2 separate regions of the Homo sapiens genome follow, and region 2 is linked to region 1. A link is an interaction called in ENCODE POLR2A ChIA-PET data of the cell type or tissue named here. Cell type or tissue: GM12878. All regions are shown on one strand.

The links. Peaks named below come from ENCODE experiments on the same cell type or tissue, not always from the same donor. Only the 100,000 strongest peaks of a DNase experiment are listed, where the experiment ranks them.
Region 2: POLR2A ChIA-PET joins it to region 1 with 5 read pairs; 1 of 35 experiments calls an interaction of 5 or more read pairs at or near these places.

What each region holds. Positions count from the first base shown.
Region 1 is chr11:67,560,776-67,563,275 of GRCh38, reverse strand. No RefSeq gene overlaps it. Among named protein-coding and RNA genes, the nearest start is that of GSTP1, 22 kb to the left of the region's middle. RefSeq lists an enhancer at 1-292. In GM12878, no CTCF peak of the experiment used is centred here; a DNase peak (open chromatin) is centred at 965; H3K27ac peaks cover 517 bases.
Region 2 is chr11:68,505,689-68,508,188 of GRCh38, reverse strand. The region is part of intron 1 of PPP6R3 (protein phosphatase 6 regulatory subunit 3); the gene reads right to left. Among named protein-coding and RNA genes, the nearest start is that of PPP6R3, 46 kb to the right of the region's middle. In GM12878, no CTCF peak of the experiment used is centred here; no DNase peak of the experiment used is centred here; H3K4me3 peaks cover 334 bases; H3K27ac peaks cover 354 bases.

The sequences.
Region 1 (2,500 bases):
TTCATTCATCCTTGTTTAGAGAAAAAAAAATGTTGGATCTGTATTTTATAATGTTAGTAAGTCATTCTCATTGTGAAGTGGTTCCATTTGTTTCCTTTGTTCCAAATTTAGACACATTCCCCCCTTTGGAGAGAAGGAAATGTGTGTATTGTGGAATTCCAAAAATCTCTGCCTGAGAGATGTATGGGAGCCGAGGGAACTAGCAGAGAGAGGTGAGTTCAGATCGCAGGGGAGAGGACGAAGGGGCAGCTGGAGGAGAAAGAGAAAAAGCCTCCGAAGTCTTTCTTAATTTAGAACTAGTTTCAAATATCCTTTTGTTTACCTCTTGAATGGAGGCAATTTTTTCTCTCAGAATGTCTTTTAGAAGCTTCTAGGTGCTATTGGAAGTAAGTCGCTCATTCCATTTGTTTAGTTCTTTTTTTTGGAGACAGAGTCTCGTGCTGGAGTACAGTGGTGTGATCTTGGCTCACTGCAACCTCTGCCTCGCGGGTTCAAGCAATTCTCCTGCCTCAGCTTCCTAAGTAGCTGGGATTACAGGCGACTGCCACCACGCCCGGCTAATTTTTGTATTTTTAGTAGAGATGGGGTTTTGCCATGTTGGCCAGGCTGGCCTCAAACTCCTGACCTTAAGTGATCCGCCCGCCTCTGCCTCCCAAAGTGCTGGGATTACAGGCGTGAGCCACCACGCCCGGCCCCATTTGTCTGCTCCTAAAACCAGCTTTTTCCAGTTGTGCATGCAGATGAACTCATGTAGGCATTTCAAAGTCCTCCATTTTGGCCATTATAAGCTGGGTCATCACAAGTTATGCATGACCAGTTTTCTAAATATTTGCATGAAGAGGCGCGCCACAGTGTTAAACACAAATCCAGCCTATGTTTTCATGTGGATCTTGCCTTCAGGAGGAACACTCAGTTTTAGACCATTGAACCGAGCCTCAGAACCTGGCCAGTTTGAAAGATTACAGATTTGACACTGAAGCCACAAAGATTTCACTTTCTCTTTTCGGAGAGAAACTATTTTCTCCCTGATCAAAATTTGAAATGAGAAAAAAGGTTGCAAATTCTAATGAGTAAGACAAACAAAATCTTAACCTCGGAGAAAACTGAAAATTATGAATATGTGATCAGCAGAGTCTCTAGAGAATAACAGATGAAACTCCCACCTCTCAGTAGAGTTTTGACTCCAACCCCACCGAGTAAAGAATATGTGTAGCTTGAAGCAAGTCTGAATTCACAACCAAACCTGGGAGGAATTCGGCCCTGAGAGGGGCCTTATTAGAAATCCTTGCTGGCTTGGGCAAAGTAAAGTGAGTAAGTTGCTCATGCTGGTACCAAGGCTCTGGTTGCTGGGGAAGCGGTGGGATCGCTGGAGGCTCCCTTCAGGTTCCATCTGGGGTGCAAAATGTCGACTTTAAATAACAAGATTCAGGCCAGCACAATGGCTCACGCCTGTAATCCCAGCACTTTGGGAGGCCAGGGCAGGTGGATCACAAGGTCAGAAGTTCAAGACCAGCCTGGCCAAGATGATGAAACCCCGTTTCTACTAAAAGTACAAAAATTAGCTAGGTGAGGTGGCAGGAGCCTGTAATCCCAGCTACTCGGGAGGCTGAGGCAGGAGAATCGCTTGAACCTGGGAGGCAGAGGTTGCAGTGAGCCGAGATTGCGCCATTGTACTCCAACGTGGGCAACAGAGTGAGACTGTCTCAAAAAAACAAACAAACAACAACAACAACAACAAAAACAAGATTCAGAAAATATTATTAAGTATAGAGTCTAAAGCCTGAGGGTGGCCGCCTGGGAGCACAGACTCAAGTTGCCCTAAATGTACACTCTGATTAGCAGCAGTTAGAAGCTGGTTTTTAAGGAAAAAGAAAAGAGGCAATCCCTAAGTTGTTTACCAGAATTTTTTTTTTTTAGAGGAGGTTTTCACTCTATTGCCCAGGCTGAAGTGCAGTAGCATTACATCGGCTCACTGCAACCTTCACCTCCCAAGCTCAAGCAATCCTTCCACTTCAGCCTCCCCAGTAGCTGGGACTACAGGCGTACAACACCACGCCTGGCTAATTTGTGTATTTTTTGTAGAGATGGGTTTTGCCATATTGGCCACGCTGGTCTTGAACTCCTGGACTCAAGTGATCCACCTGCCTCGGCCTCCCAAAGTGCTGGGATTACAGGCATGAGCCACCATACCCAGCCCCTTTACCAGGAATTGACATTAAAATAATAGGAGTTATTGCAAGCTACTTGGGAGGCTGAGGTGGGAGGATCACTTGAGGATCACAGGAGTTTGAGGCCAGCCTGGGCAACATAGTGAGACCCTATCTCAGTAAAATAACATAAGCTATTGATTGGCTATACATTGTGCTTTGTATCACAAATTCCAGGAGCATGAAGATAATGGGTGAGGCAGCTAGTCAGTCAAAATGCCTTTATATGATTACCTCCAGGCAGGGGGTATGCAACTGAAGTCCACATCCATGTCTCTCCCGGCCTGATTCAT
Region 2 (2,500 bases), 940 kb before region 1:
CCACTGCACTCCAGCCTGGGTGATGGATCAAGACTCCATCTCAAAAAAAAAAAAAAAAAAAAAAAAAGGCCAAAAAACTCACTTAGGCCGGGGAAAAAAAGCAGTAGTAATCTGCTCCCTATCCTCTCATATAAATTTTTTTTTTTTTACACATGAGGTGTTGCTATGTTGCCCAGGCTGGTCTCAAACACTTAGGCTCAAGCAATCCTCCCACCTCAGCCTCCCAAAGTGCTAGGATTACAGGTGTTAGCCACCTCACCCAGCCTCATATAAATTTCTAATATAAATACCATGATATTCCTGATGTAAACTCATAAGAGGAAATCATAGCTATTGCATAACATGCAAGAAAGCATTTTCTCCTGAGAGCACATATCATACACAACTAAAGATGCACTCTCCATTAGACAGACAGGTGGTATATCACAAAGCTTGGATACACAAAAGCAAGAAACACTAGTTTTTAACTGGCATCAGGAAGTCCCAGGACAGGCCACCTCAGAATGCCCTCCTAATGCAAATCTCAAAAATCCCATTGCTGCAAGTACCCTCACACGTTTTCTAAAGCACCCAAGTTTGAAGAGATGAAGGTAATGAGATGGGAAGATAATTCATCTCTACAAGGACTTGTTCACCATTTTTACCTTCAATGCCTAGCACACCGTAAATTTAAAAATCATCCACAAAATTTTGAATACAAAAATCATCAAAAATAACTGCATAAATGCCCATAATCAGGCAACAACCAACTTCCATGACTGTTGATAAATAACCTAATTCCCATGTCTTCAGAGGCATCTTCCAACAAAAATAACTATAGACAGGCAACTCAATCAGCCAATTTCAGAAACACCAACCATTTTAGTACAGCCCGAGGTAGGAACACCAAGACTTCTAAGCCGTTAATCAATAATCACTATACCAAAAAAAAAAAAAAAAAAATGCAAAAAGACTACTGTGAAAAGTACAAAACACCCAAAGTAAATCCATACTATCACCTCCTAAAAGCAAAATCATGTATGTAAAGTACTTGAAGTAAAGACTTTGGCACCTAATTGGACTACATCATTGTTTGGCTATGCACCCTAATGGACACTCAAATCACTGCAGGCATATATGAAGCCAACACAATCTAAGCTGCTATTAAAACAGAGCCAAGTCATAAATTAGTACATCAACATCTAGAATAAGGCCCAAAGAACTACCTCTGCCTGTTGTAACAACAGTGGGCAGGGACGCACAGCAAAGGTACAAATGACTACATGATCCCAATCACCGAGCTACATTTAGTGGGCTCAGCCAAGGTATACAATCAAGCTTAATTTGATGTAAAAGCTGAAACTTCCATAATCCATAGTACAAAGGTAAAAAAGACCAAAACTTCTTATATGGAATCTTGGCAATCAAATGGTTATTATCTGAGATAAGTGTACAAAGATTGCTGAAAGGTGAGAGGAATGGGGAAGATGATGGTCAGGGGAGACAAAGCCTTAATTAGGAGGAAAAAGGGTTTTTTTTCTTTGAGATATAGTGCATAGCATGGTGAATGTAGTAAATACTCATCCCACTGTGCATTTCAAAATCACAAAGAGAATTTCCAATTTTCTTCCCACAAAAAAGTGTTTGTGGTGATGAATGTTAATTAACTTGATTTAATTATTCTGCATTGTATACATGAATCATAACATCACTTTGTACCCTATAAATAACAGCTATAATTTATCAATTTACAGTTAGGAATTTTTTTTTTTTTTTTTTTTTTTTTTTTTTTTTTGAGTATAAAGGGCTGGGTGCAGCAGTTCATGCCCATAATCCCAACACCTTGGGGACTGAAACAGGAAGATCACTTGAGGCCAGGACTTAGAGATCAGCCTGTGCAAAATAGCAAGACCCCGTCTCTACTAAAAATATAAAAATTAGCCAGGCGTGGTGGTGCATGCCTATAGTCCCAGCTATTCAGGAAGCCAAGGTAAGAAAATTGCTTGAGCACAGGAGAACTCAAGCCTAAGGGTGGGATTTTTATTAGGTTGGTGCAAAAGTAATTGTGGTTTTTGCAATTAAAAGTAATGGCAAAAACCACAATTACTTTTGCACCAACCTAATAAACTGGCAAAACAAGATACCTACAACGCGGGGGGAAAAAAGGAAACAATCTCATACAGGTTCTTATCAGTGTCCAAAAATAAAGAAAAAAAGGATAAAACATGAATGAAGAAAAGGCTCAGGCCAGGACTAGTTGTAGCACTATCCCAAGCTCCAAGAGTTAAGTCTTTACTCCCAGTTTTGAACCTAAACCTTCTAATGTGTAGCTGGCAATTCTAGTCATACTTGTATGCCTTAGTCTCCACCGTTAGCATTTCTAAAAAAAGATTAACAAGAAAGGGAAACACTCTACGGCTGAGCTGTCCAGTTCCACAGCCACACACAGTTACTGAGCATCTGAAACATGGCTAGGAAGGCAAAGGAGCTGGTTTTTTGTTGTTGTTCCACCCCACTCCCC